2 separate regions of the Mus musculus genome follow, and region 1 is linked to region 2. The links are chromatin contacts, found by Hi-C or POLR2A ChIA-PET in ENCODE. All regions are on one chromosome and are shown on one strand. The core of a region is the stretch at or near the end of the contact, and the rest is flanking DNA. Distances in the headings are between cores, read along the strand shown.

What was found. Hi-C counts contacts between places; a loop is a spot of excess contacts on that map. ChIA-PET counts read pairs that join two places held with the same protein, here RNA polymerase II (POLR2A).
Region 1: a map of left cerebral cortex shows a loop between it and region 2 (5-fold over the local background). The contact joins the enhancer-like site here to the promoter of Rrbp1 in region 2. A Hi-C loop is called at or near these places in 1 of 37 maps with a recorded cell type or tissue (left cerebral cortex). POLR2A ChIA-PET finds 5 or more read pairs at or near these places in 1 of 5 experiments (embryonic stem cell).

What each region holds. Positions count from the first base shown.
Region 1 is chr2:144,044,243-144,051,269 of GRCm38, reverse strand. All of the region lies in intron 1 of Banf2 (BANF family member 2), which reads right to left. Among named protein-coding and RNA genes, the nearest start is that of Banf2, 15 kb to the right of the region's middle. Within about 2 kb of position 4,194, at least 1 of the 3 ENCODE cell types and tissues checked has a DNase peak (open chromatin) inside an H3K27ac peak, as active enhancers do.
Region 2 is chr2:144,007,509-144,014,779 of GRCm38, reverse strand. Rrbp1 (ribosome binding protein 1) reads left to right here and starts at 3,517. Exons shown (of 24, transcript NM_024281.2): 1 at 3,517-3,781.

The DNA.
Region 1 (7,027 bases), core at 2,945-5,444, 36 kb before region 2:
ACATACACCCCTGCCTCCAAAGTTCAATATGTACAATTATCAATTATGTATAGGACTTGATAATGATAATCAATCTTATGTTACTAGCCTATATATTTATGATATTGTACTTTTATCATTATTTTTGCTTACAAAAGTTTAGTGTGAAAAAGTGTGCCACAGACTAAAGCTTGGGTGCGTTTTGAATGTCCCCCAGGGACCGTAAGTGATTGACAGCTCCCTTCTCAGGATGTGGTCTAGTGGGTCACTAGTTCTCACAAGACTCCTTGGTAGTTCTCAGGGAGTCTTGCTATAAAAAGTGCTGTCTTGACCCGATTATCTCGTGACAATCCTCTCTGTCCCTGCCACCATGTGTCTTGCACGGTGGCATCACACCAGACCGAGTGCCCTGTGATTTTTGGACTTTTAGTCACCAAATCTGTGTGCTTTCTAAAACCCCTTATTCTACTGACTTAGTTGCCTGGGACATTTTGTTGCAGTAATTCAAAGGTTCACACCTGACCTGACAGCTTTACATAGCCCAGCACCTTGTCTCTTGATGGCAGCAGGCGGCCATGCCATGTGACTGACCCAGACCTTTTAGGCATGTCTAAGTATGCTCTCTGATGTTCACACAGCCATGGACCCAGTGTGTGTCTCAGCACACATCCCTAGCCTTAAGCGACCCATGCCTGCAATCTTTCAGCTTCTGTAAAGTCCTGCCTAGCCTACGGTACCTTTACTCTAGCTGTGACTGGTCCCGAGTCATATCTGTCCTTCCTGAAAACGTTCCCTTCCTTTGGGGCCCCATTATATGCAAAAGATTGAGAGCAGATCTAGTAACAGTCATGTGGAGAGCAGATGAGAGAAGGCTGTAGCCCAGCAGTACAGTGATTGACAGCCAGCATCAGGAACTGCAGCTTTGGACTGAGATCACATAACTTGATGTAGTGGTTACGAAAAATGTGGCAACGACCCAAAATCAGACACACAATGAACCCAAGGTGTTTCTGCCAGTGTGACTTGTGCTGTATCACGTGGTTCCTCACAATACACAGCACACATGGTGTAGTGCACATACCAACACATGTGACACCAACAAGGACTGCCTGAAACACCTCGGGTGAGGCTCAGGACTCCTGTGAGCTGTGAGTTCCAGTCTTCCTACTGAGGCAGAAAAACTTTTCTTATAGTTTAACTATGGAAAACAAAGGCTTAGTAGTTTGCTCTTCCTTGCTCAACATTTAAGTATCACATTAGTTCATCTTTGGGTTGTTCTGTAAGAGAACTTTTTTAATTTTTAAATTTTTATTTTTAAATTTAAAAATTTTTATTATTACAAATTTTACACATGAGTACTATATTTACATAATTTCCACATATATATGGTTACCTCAAGATCTATCTCATATCTATCTATCTATCTATCTATCTGTCTGTCTGTCTGTCTGTCTGTCTGTCTGTCTGTCTGATAGTAACCTATCAGGGGATTTGTCCCTAAAGAAGACGTATTCTCCTTCTCTTATCAGCCATTGATTGTTTGGAAGTAGCTCTTCATCTAGAGGTGGGCCTGTGTGAGGTTGTCCCTGTCCATACCAGCATGTCAACTGATGTCATTGCTCAGGCCTTGTTTAGGTGAGCATATGGTTGTGATGTCATGTATATCATTCCCTGTCATATATAGAAGACACTATCTCACAGCAAATGTCCTGGTCCTCTAGCTCTTACAATCTTTCTTTCTACCTGTCTTCAATTTCCCCTGATTCTCAGGGTAGGGGTTGGGCTCTAGATGCAGTTGTGAATCTCTGTCCTAGGCTCCACCTATTACAAAAAGACGTTTCTTTGATGAGAGGTGATAGCCACACTTATCTGGGTAGAAGGATAAGTATTTAGAATACAGCTAGAAATTATATTGCTTTAGGAAAAGGGCAGCGGCAGTAGGTTCTCCTCTCAGCCTATGGCCTCTCCAGGTATGGATAATTGGCTGATGAAGTCTCCTCGACTGAGAGAGCCTTAAGTCTAATTAGACAATTGTTGGTTACCCCAAGATAAAAAATGCCACTATTGCACCACAGGGGCTACCTTGCCAGGCTGGTAACTGTAGTGGTTCCCAGGATTTACAGCTTTTTTCTCTTGGCAGTTTTCACAACACCTTCTGATACTATGAGAGCCAGTCTGCAGGTAGCCCCAACTGGATTTCTCCAAGACCTGCATCCAAAGTGTTCAATGTCTTCAGTAATAGGCTTTTACTTTCAAGTTAAGGAAGGCAACCGAGGGCAACGGCAATCATCTGTACTGTTTGGAGAGGGTTATTGTGCCACCCTGGTCAATAACTCCTGTTAGCACTGGGGTTTTGGTAGGTAGTCTATAGGGGTTTGTTTTTTTTTTTTTTGGCAGGGGTGGGGGAGATTACCATCCCATAAAATACAACTCTGTGTGGGAATACTTTAAGAATTGATATTTGAATTGCCTAGTTTTTTTTCATACACATAAAAAAATTGTTCAATGAATGTTAGCTTGGGATGAGGACAGAGTTTCTAACAGTTTCTGAGATGGTCCTAAGCATGCTTCTGCCATTTGTATTACATATTTATGTGAAGAGGAAATATCAGCACTGGTAATTATAAAGTCAAAATATGAGTCAATTCTGAAAAATGGTGAAGATGTTCTACATCCTGCAGAGTCAGATTTGGCTGACTTCATTTGTTCTTTCTTCATTTGTCTTGGAGTGTATATTCGTGCACACACATGATATGTGTGCCTGCTTGTGTGTACCTGTGCGTGTTTGTTTGAGTGCCTGAGTGAGTGCACCACAGCACACACGTGGAGGTCAGAGGACAATCTCTAATGTCTGTCCTCACTTTTGACCCTGTCTCAGGGTATCTTGCTGCTGCCTGCCAAGTTGCCTGACCTTAGAGTTTCCAAGAATTCTCCACTTTGCCTCCTATCTTGCCACAAGGTTGATGGCACTACAGATGCATGTTACTGTGAGCATCTTTTACATGGGTTCTGGGGATCTGAACTCATGACTTCATGCTTGCAGAAAAAGACCTTCCCCAACTAAGCCATGATTTCAGTCAAGCCTTAATGTAAAAGTAAATGACCACACTCATGTGTATGCAGACTTGCTTTTTGTCTTTAATAATAAAATTATATGGATACCAAAGAATTGTTTTGGGATAAATTTGCATTTCATTTCCAGTGCATGTTTGGTTTGTGCATCCATTTTACATACTTACATGTGTGGGGGCACACAAAAATTTCTTAAGTGGGAGAGGGTCAGGAGTGGAATGAGTTTAAACCTTTCCTAGCATGTACAAGATCCTGGGGTGCATTCCCTGATGGCAAAACAAACAAAGCAACAATAGTGTTACTCTAGTTTCTGTCACGATGAATCTGTCTCTGTGCAAACTTAAGTTCACTGTGCATGTTTTTAACTGGGATTTAACAACTTTTCTGTGTCTATGCTCGCTGACACTACAGATACCATAAGCTCATATGGTGCTTGAGTTTTTGTGTTTATTTCATTTATCATAATGCCATAATGGTCATCCTCACTACCATATATGACAAGCTTTCTTTCCTTTTTGAGTCTGGCTACTATTTCTCCATATGGCTACATAACAGTACAACAGCCCCTTGGTTCAAGACATCCTCCCTGCCCATGATGCTACAACCCAGAGAGTCAAGTCTCCTCCATCCATGGCTGTAGCAGGTGCCTATGACCAATGTACAGCTTCCTGTGCGCTTAGTTTAAGTAATCTCTAAGTAACCCATGGTACCCAAGGAATGCAAACACCATCCAATAGGAGCTGTACAATATTGCTTAAGGTGCAAAGGCAGCAAGGCATGCCTGCACATGTTTAGTATAGATGCAGTTTTTCTAAGGAACATCTCCTGCCTTTGGAGTATGAAAGCACAGACGAGAGGGCTGAACATACTTTGTTGCCCATTCATTCATTCATCACTGGACACTGTGACGTCTCAGCTATCATGAATAAAGCTGCTGTGAGCATGGGTAAGCATGGGTGTACCAAAACAGACACATTTTAAACCTCTCGATTTGTCCGTTCCTCCTTCCTCTGCCTTCAGTGCCAGAGAAGAGGAGGAAGCAGCGCCAGGCAGAGAAGAAGAATTCGGGCTGAGGAAGCAGGAAGTAGGGGCAGGGGCTTGCCTTCCCTTCTCTGGAACAAAACAGGAAGTGGCAGGCCTGAAGATCCCAGACGGGTAGAGCTGGATGACTGGTGGGTTTGAAGCTACGCATGGAGCTAGTGACTGTCTCCTTGGGCTTATAGGGAAACGACCATTTCCCAAGTGTCTTGGACGGCGCTGCAGCCCATATAGTGTCTAGGTAAAGCGTCTGAGTGGTTGCCCTTGGCATTTTGCAGCAAACAGCCCGCATGTCCAAGACAGAACAGAGTGAATGTGCTTCAAGGGCTGGTAAGTAAGCAGAAGCCTCCTGTCAGGATGAAGAGGCCCCTGGGAGAGAAGCATACCACCAGGGTCTGAGTAAATCAAGATGCTCCTGACAGACTGGGCAGGGCCAGACACCACAAGCCAGAATAGAGACAGTGCCTTAAGGACCAGGGTGTCATCCTGCACAGCGGACAGGCATTCAGAATCTCTCTGCACTGCCACCAGAGAGCTAGATCCTGTTCCCATCTATGTCCTGACCCCCATGTGGAGCAGAGTTGTCTCCAAGGAGATTAAATCTCCCGGTGAACTAGACAGAAATGGGCTTGCATCTTCATACGAAAGGACATAGGGTACTCTGTAAGTGCTGCTGGGGGCTGTGTCTAGGTCCTCCGCCCAGCCAGAAAGCCTCATTTGTAGCTGCAGGTTCACAGCAAACCTCATTGCTGTGGGAGGACTGTTGCCTAGGAGACAAAGTCATCCAACCTGGAGCCACCTGGAAGGTTCAGAGGCCCAGCCCCCTTGCCTGTAAGTAACTACAGTAGCACAATGGCCTAGTCTCCCCTCGGCAGGATTGTGCCCTAGAGTGTACCAGGGGGCCAGGCAAGAGCTGGCTACACCTGACATTAGACTACTCAGTTCCTCTCCTGTCCCTTTGCTGTCCCAGTGAGCTCGTGAGTGAAATCCAGATCCCTCACTCTGCTGCTAAGAAAAGCCACCCAAGATGTAAATGTTTCAAGGCCTAGGCTGTGTCTCCCTGTACCCCCACAGGGTGGAGATGTCTAAGAAAAAGCACAGATGGGTTTTGCTTGTTTTGATGTGTAATTGTAGTGAGAGTGAATCTGGGCTTCCACTGCATATGTTAAGGTCCCTAGGCAAAAGTAATTTTTATAAGCAGTTGGCAGACCCTGACTGTCTACCTGTATGACTGTTGCACACAGGGCTGTCTGAGGGTAGTTGTACTTGTCTGTAGCACATACCACCCCAGGAAGTTGTTTCTGACCCCCACCTCCCAAAGCCAGGTTGAGGGATTTAGCAGATAAAAAACTGAAAGCTGGTTATTCTTGGGAGTTGAGATACAACGATGGAACATGTAAGGCTAGCCTGAGTTACATGGGAAGACCTTATCTCATGAAAAAAAATTAAATCAGATACACATTCAATAACTCTGCAGTATAAGTGGGAAGGCCCAATGGACTTCCATTGAAAACATTATTGGGTGTTTATTTAAGTAGGCATCTTTTAATTTTCTTTACAAAGTTTTATTCACATGTGTGTTGTATGTGGTGTGTGTGTTTATGTCTCTGTATATATGTACACATCTAGGTGGCTGTCTACAGTGGCCAGAGGAGGTGACAATCCCCTGAAATCCCCTGAAGCTGGGATCCTGGCAGTTATAAACTGCCCCAGATGGGTGCTAGGAACCAAATTCAAGTCCTCTGTAAGAGCAGCAAGTCCTCTTAACTGCCAAACCATCTCTTCAGCCCCATAACTGGACTTGTTGTGCCCTTAAAAATATTTTTAAAGTTAAAATATAATTATGTCCCTCCAAGCCCTCCGTATCTCCTCCATTAGACCCCTCCATACCTCCCCGCTCCTATCCCTACTTCAGTCACAATCGAATGGATGACCTCTTATTTCTTTCATTATTGTAGTTCTGTTTCTCTTGCCACCCTCCCACACTTGGACTCTCAGAAGCCCCTAGGGCTGCCTCTGCTTCTGACCCAAAACAGCAGAGCTGCAGATGTCAGAAATCGCCCTCTGGGACTTTGCTCCTGACTTGACCTTGAGCCTTCCTCTCCACAGAGCAAGGGAGCAGATCTGAGGGATCTAGATGAGAGGACACAGCTAGAATGGAGGCAGGACAAGGCGTCTCTCAGAAGTCGCCTGGGAGCCAAACACTAGCTTGGCTGTCAGCAAGTCCCTGCTCATCTGGAAAGGAGGCCTGGTGCCAGCTGGGCTCATTCCGGGAATAGAAACGGAATAAAGACTGTGGGCAAGTGAGAGATGAGAAACCCAGTCGCACTGGCAAGTTCTGAGACTTACATGGATTGAGCAATTCAGATATGCCTGCCTATTCACAGTCTCTGCCACACTTTGCTTCAAAATCAACTGATGGGTTGATTTGGGGAAATGGAGGATCAGAGTGGTGGAGACCAGCGTGTCTTCTCAGTAAAAGACACAGGCAAGCTATATGCTGAGGGCTGGGAAGATCCAGAGCCAGTCTTTCCAGGGCAACCTTAGCAGATGCTGTCCCAGCCCTGCCACTGGTCCTTCAGGACTCAAGAGTTCCCACAAAAACCAATGCCTGTGGCTCTGTCCATTCCGTGTCTGGGAGTATTACCCAACCAGGGAGGTATGGACAACACACACCTATTCCCTTAGGTAACACAACTCCAATCTCCCAAATGTCCTCAGGGAGGCACACTGTTTAGGGAAGTAACCTGCTTTGTAGCCATCTTCTCCATCCTGTCTCACTTTCAGACTTCCCTATTGTGTAACAGGGATCCCTCCCCAGATCAACTTTTTAACTTCGGAAAATGCCCTTGATATGAGTAGCCCACAGGACATCACAGTCAGTCCCTACCGAACGTACATGGCAGTGTCACATGGAAAGAGAGCCACAAACATTGGG
Region 2 (7,271 bases), core at 2,268-4,767:
CTTTGTGTTGAAATCTTCTATCCATGTCTGAATTCTACATGGTAGACTGCCATCTGTGGACAGCAGGAACCTGTTTCCTAGGCTTCAGCCTGGAATCTGCTGAGCAGATGGCATCGGGAGGCTGGACTGTGACATTGGATCTTCCTCATGAGGCTGGGGGGACGTGGGATTTAGCTGACTGGAGCCTGTGTTGGAAATCCTTAAGTCTGGCATGTCTCACTCCCCTCAATGGCGTCTTCTGTTCATCTACCCTGGAGGTAACTTTCTCTAGGGAATCCTTGGGTAGTCAAGGTCAAGCCTGGAAAAGGGATGCTGGGGACCGGAGTCCTCACAGCACAGCTAGAGGGTGACAGAGGATGAAGAGGCGGGGCAGAGGGTAGGCGTAGCTCACGCCATGCTACGCTATTCCATCCTGAGATGAAGATTGTGATTGAACCAAATATTGAATTAGGGGAAGGAACAGATAGAGGGCCCTCTTTGTAAACACTCCTCACCACTGGGGACTCTGCGAGCCTATTGCCCAATGGATAATATTTACAGAACCTGTATTTGTCAGCCCCTCCTCCGCGCAGGCGCTGTGCCAGGAGCAGGTTCCCATGTAGACGGTATAATAGTGGCCCCCGCCGCACCCTCTGCCACTCATGAGCCTGCTAAGGGCTTCTTGCCTTTGCCTGACAATACTTTCTTTCTCTACTGATGGAGGTGAGTTAGACTCTCCCCCTGCTGAAGAGCCTTTTAGCCAACAAGTACAAAGAATGGGTAATGAGTAACCAACATCTTCATCCCTGTTGAGGAGAATCTCTGGGGTGTATTCTATAGGGTTTTGCTGCACCCCCCAGTGACACAGGCCCTGGCTGTTCCCACCCCACAGTGGCTGCTTGCTTGATACCATGCTCTCTCTGTTGGTTCTTCCCGTCCCAGTTCTCCATCAACGTTTCCCAGATCATCTCCCCCCCCCCCAATGAACTGCAGTCAGCCCTTTAACCCACAGTTCTACAGCCACAGATTTAACCAACAGAGGTTCAAAACTACTTGGAAGACACTTGTCTCTGTATTGGGCATGTGCAGGGCTTTCTCCCCTGTCATGGTTCTCTAAACAATACAGTGTCACAACTATTTATATAGCATCACATTGCATTAAAGGCAGTGTATATCATCTAGAGAGGATTTGAAGCATATGGGAGGAAGTGCAGAGGCTCTATGCAAATCATTTTATATGAGACTTGCCCATCCCCAGACACCGCAACCTGCTATAGATGGTCCTGGAACTAATCTCTGTCAGAGAGTGAAGGACTACCGCATCTGAACCAATTCCTCCTGCCAGGATCGGCTTCTGGGAAAAATTAAAGACAAATAGTGAACCAAGATGAAGAACAACCCTGCCACAGAGAAGTCTTTGGGCCCTTGGTGGATTTGGGTATCACTTTAGGCTGCATGCTCAGCCTGCAGTCTTCCCTGGACACTAACAAACACGACTGAATGGATGAATAAATGTTCTTACTTATCCCCACAAGAGAGAGTAACTGTCTTACAGTCCATTTATGCCCAGGGAGGTAAATGCCCCACCATGATCCAGCCAGACTGGCTGCTAGCAACTGCTGACCAGAAGCTGGGATCCTTAATTTTATTTCAAGTGAATCTCAGCTCTGGAAAATGACTGAGTGTGGAAAGGTGATCTATAGTGATTCCTGCTGATTAATCATTAATTCCCTAAGACACTGAGATTCAAACCAGAAATAAATAGTTTAGTTTCAGCCTAACCCCTCTGTATTCTCTCCTTGCAGTTTTACTATAGACCAACAGCTGTCAAGTAGCAATGGCCAAAGGGGTGCTCACAGAGGAACTGAGGCAGGAACTCTGCAGCCACAGAGGCTGGGGCAGGTGTAGTCCTTTGGCCTTTTAGAACACTAAATCTTAGAGGCTGGGGAGGTGGCTCAGTGGGTAAAGTACCTGCTATGAAGGCCCTGAGTTCAAATCCCAACATGAATGTGAACACTCCAGGTGCCACCTACAATCCAGCACTGTGAAGATGGAGACCGTCACTCACTGGTCAGGCAGCTGAGTTAAAGGAGTGGGCTCCAGGATCATAGACAGACCCTGCTCGAGCAATAGAGAGAGAGATATGCCTGATATCAAATTCTGTGTGGACTCGAAAGGGGGGTGGGGGACAGAGGAGAGAGACCAAACTTCATTTCAAAGAGGCTGATCTTGCCTCAGGCTCAAAGGAATAATTTTAAGAGCTGCAGTTAAAATGGTTATAACCTAAACTTAAGCTGGCATGGTGTTTCATGCCTTTAATGCCAGTACTCAGAAAACAGAGGCAGGAGGAACTCTGTGACTTTGAGTTCTAGGCCAGCCTGTTATACAAAGCAAGTTGTGGGACAGCCACATAGTGAGACCTTGACTCAAAAAAAAAAAAAAAAAAAAAGAAAAGAAAAGCACTTAAAGTTAAGTTATTTCAATTGAACTTGGTTTTGAAGAGAGGCTTTTGTGTTGATGAGATGGCACAGGGAAACTACTTTTAAGTACTTTCTATGCAATCTGACTGAGTTTTGATCCCTAGAAACAGCCATGGAAGGAGAGAATCAAGCAGAGAGTTGGTGCATGGTGGCATATGCACCCCTCTTCTAAGTAGGTGTTGGTTGTTGTTTTTTTGTTTTTATAAAGGGGTAGCTGGCTAATATTTGGAGTATCACTAGATCAATTTCCTGGGTTGCTATCATATTTTCTTGGGCCAAAACCTCATGGTCCCAACATCTGAAATCAAGTGTCACAGGATGGATGTAACTCTGCTGTGTGATTTGTACAAGGACAGTATATTATTCTGTTTAGGGAGTGGCTTTTCTTATCAAAATTTCCACCTCTATTTCTTTTGTTCTTTCCAGGTCTTCCACCTCAATTCTCCCACTTATTCAGTAAAATATGGAATGCAGAATGCAGTGCCTTTACGGATAGATAAGGCCCCATCCTCCCTGCTCTGACCCTTGCAGAACTCTTCTTTAGACCCAGAGGCTGGTGCTTTGTGTGACGTTATTTGGGTTTAAATAAGGCATTTTCCCAGTTGTTCACGGTTTGTGCAGTCCTCCTGAGGGTAACATTCACGGCCACCTCAGCCCGGCAGTGTGGAGGAAAAGAGCAGCCTGCGGCCAAGGGGATTCGAACCGCAGTCTATCGGCCTAGGCGGAGCCAAATCCGAATAAGCGGTGGCGTGGAGAGCGGAGGCCTGGAGTGGGCGGGACCGGCAGAGGACCTCCCTAGGTGGGCGGGGAGTTAGAGACCCGCCCCCGCGCAGAGCTGAGAGTTGCGCTGCGCGGCTCCGCCCCTCTTCGGCCCCGCCCCCCGCGGCTCCCCGCAGCTCCTCCTCTCTCTCATTGGCTGAGACGTAGACCCTCCTTTTTGGCCAATGGTCGCCACCGCGGCGCGGCCGTCCGCGGTCTGATTGGTCAGAGGCCGGCAGAGTGGCGGCTAGTGAACCAATAGGAAGAGGCAGCTCGATGAATGGCTGGTCCGGGTGGGGAAGGCAGGAGGCGGCGATCCCGGCGGAGGGGGCCGTTCGCCAGCTCCGAGGCAGAAAGTGCCACGACTCCACACACGCGCACGCAGCCAGCGAGCGGCCGGAGCGGACGGCGGACGGGGCGGACGGCGCCAGGGTCGCAGTGTGTGCAGCTGCTCAGGGGCGGCTTCTCGGTGGAGGCTCGGCCGGCTCCCCTCTTGCGGTTCCGCGGCGGCGGCGGCGGCTGCTCTTGCCCTCTCGCTCTCCCTCTCGCGTCTCCCGCTGCAGGTAAGAAACTTGGCCGGGCCCTGCAGCGGCGGCGGCGGTGGAGGCGCGCGGGCTGGGCCGTCGGGGCGCCGGGCCGGTCGCGCCGCGAGTGACACGTCTCCTCGGCGGCCCCTCCCCCGGCGGCGCCGGCCCGCACGCCCGCCCTGGCGGTAGCCGCGGCCCCTCGAGTGGGACGGAGCTGCGTGTGCCAGGCCGAGCCCGTGCAGGGGCGTCGGCCGAGCGCGCCCCTCGGGGTGGATTCCCCCGGCCGGCAGGCCAGGAGCTGCGGCGGCCCCGCGGCACGACGTGGCGACCCCTCCCTCTCGGCCGGGCCGTCGGGCCGGCCCGCGCGCTCCGAAGTTGGGCTAAGAAAGTTGGCGGCGGGGCGGGGCGGCGCACAGCTGGCGGAGGAAGGGGTTAAGTTTCGGGAAGCCACCGGATGACGTTGCCGGGCCGGAGTCCGGGCCGGAGGGGGTTGGGGGGGCGGAAGGCGGTGGGCCGGCCTGGGACGAGGGCTGAGACTGGATTGGCGACGCGGGGGCCCAGAGCCCCGGGCTGCGGGCTGTGGCCACAGGACACGTCGGCAGCCCCGACGGGGCGGGCGGGGGCCACAGGGCTCGCCGCGGGTGCCGTCCGGGACTGGCCGTAGCAACTTCCCGGAGTACGGGATGAGGCTCCCTGCTCCCCCTGGCGGCAGGGCCGCAGCACCGTTTCACGGCGGGTCCTCGCGGAACCGGCACGAGGGTGCGGGACCTGGCCAGGGTTGGGGCCACCCGGGGTCCTGCCTGGCGTCTCTTTCCCGCGCCCATGATTAGTGGACCCGTGGTGCTAGGCCTGGGCGGAAGTCGGCACCTCCGGCCCGGCGGGCCAAGCGCCCTGGCACTGGGCCCGCCGTCTGTCCCGGCCCGCCAGGCTCCCCGGCAGTGCCCGGGGAAGGGAGGCCGGTTGACCCGGGCTTACTGCAGGCTGTGCAGGATGCTTCAGAGACTCTTTCCCGTAGGTGTCACGCTTCGTCGACAGTTGCTAACCAAATGCTTTCTCTCAGAGGTTTCCCATTTCCCCATCTGAGAGACAGCAGTGGAGACCCAGCACGTGTAGGGAGTAGCCAACTGGTATTGACTGTTCTTGTGGGATGTGTGTTTAGGGACGTGAGAGACAAGGGAACAAGGTGGAGCCTGGCTTGCACTGCCAACCACTGCAGAAGTCGCACACCTGGATTCCAGCCCCATGAACACCGGAGGGTCATGTCTCCTAACCTCTGAACCTGGGGTTTCTTTATCTCTTGCCTGAAGATAGTACCACCCACTCACCACTGAGGTCAGGGGAACTGAGCAGGAAGTGTGAGATCTTGTGCAAAACCGAGGGCAATTTGGCAATCAGTCCTCAGGTCAGAGGTCAGGACTGGGAAACACCAAGGAAATGAAACTTGGATGGATCCCTAGAGCCTCCCACATCTCTGTTTGCTAAGCTAGCAGTTCATTTGCTTAAAGCCTAATGGTGGGGGTTGGGGTCCTGGGTTGAATTTTGTGTAAAGACTCACATTGTAGGCTGAAGAATTGCACATTGGACACAGCCCTTCACTTAAGTATTCTCTCACCATCCACACCACTTCCTTACATTTTTTTTTTCTGTTATTGTTTATCTTAACTTCCTAAACCTAGAGAAATTTCTGGGATTTGCTGGGGGTTGTCATAGAAATGTGTTAATGAACTTTGTAAGGTCAGCCCACTATGGTCTGCCAACTTGTTTCTCTTTAGAAGCAGCTTCCTGTTCTGAGGGCCTGGAGATGCCACTTCCCTTCTGTTTAGTACAGGAGAAGAGCTACTAAGAGGTCAGCACAGATGCTGGGGCAAGCCTGGATTGTCTGGCTTCTGGACTAGTTGAGGCCTACAGAATCCCACGCTTGGGGGCTGAGGGCCAGAAGAGGAGAGCTGGAGGTTTGTGTGAAGCTGTGGCATAAGCTACAACAGAACTTTCCGCTTCCATATTTAGGACTTGAGCTCTGTTTACCTGTTCTAAGTAGTTAGAGCGGTATTATAATGTATGGATATTTTATGTTGATGGGAAACATTTTCTTCATTCTCTCTCTTTCCCCTCCTCCCATCCTGCCCTCCTTTTTTCCTTTCTTTCTGCAGTGTTTTAGGACAGAGTCTTAGGTTGTCCTGCCTGCCATTGGGTCGTCTAGGCTGACCTTGAACGCCTGGCTCTCTTGCCTCTACCTCCCAAGTACTAGGATTACAGGTGTACACCTAAACACCCGGCTTGATGGGGAGTTTTAAATAAATCCTGAATCGAGTCACATTCGAGCAATTATGCTCTTTGCTGAAATGAGCCTTAACTCTACATGCTACAATAATTATATAGCACCAAACTCAGTTTAAACGGTTGCATGCAAATGATTTAATTGGAATATTGGATTATTGTGTAGCAGGGATACCTTTTAAAAGCATAGGAGCCCAGATTCTTACTCGTTCTTTTATCCCCAGAAGCTATAACTAATAGACTTATGACAAAGGGGTAGAACCACAGTCCTTATGATTTTCCTTGTTCAAATCTTGCTTCTAGAAGGAGAACACCCATTTTGTTATCCCTGTATAAATTGCAAGCCTACAATGGGGAAGGCCCCTGAGTTCTCCAATGAGCAGTCTAAACATGGACTGTCTGGCTCCCAGAGGAAGCCAAGGTTGGGGCTCCTAGGAGTTTGAAGTCCCAGGTTTCCATGGTTCGCACAGATTAGAGAGACCACCATCTCATGGTATAAGAGACTCTGAACCCAACTTAAGTTTAAAAGACTTGCAATTTAGAATCAGATACTACACTGCTGGGATTTTAGACAGCATATATTTTACACCCATATATTTAGGGTAGGTGTGGATGGCACCCATTCAGTACGTGAGAACCTGGAAGCCCAGCAGATAAGAAAGTTTGGGAATCTGTTCCTGTTGCCAACTGCTAGGTGACATCTGTACAGCTTTCTGAACAGGCCGTGGGGCCACATAAGCCTATCCTGCTGGGACAATAATTACCCAAGGGAGGACACAGAACTAGAAGATCAAAATGAGTTTTAGTGGCAAGGTGTAGAGTCAGTAACAATCTGGCAGTGCAGGAAGAAGGTACTTGGCATTTTATTCCTTTCTGAAAAGTCTTTGTTCTGGGCTTTCAAACTCCATATATACAAATAAATTGGTGGTGCCTGAATTTGTGTGTGAAGTTGTCCACAGTAGCATCATCCATACTGTGTACAGCTGTAGCCACATACGGCTATGTAAACTAAAGTGCAATAACAGTTGACCATTCTGTTTCTTAGCCAAGTTACAAATGCTGAGTAGTTGGATGCAGAGTTAGCTCATTTGCATCATCTTGGCAAGCTTGACCAGGCAGCACCAGGCTGGGGTGGCTCCTGAGCTCCAAAGGTTCAAGTCCCTGTTCCTCCTGATGACATGAAAACATTATAACGTTGAACTAGGTGAAATGTCCATTTTAAAAGTTTAGTTTAAGCACTTAGCCCAGT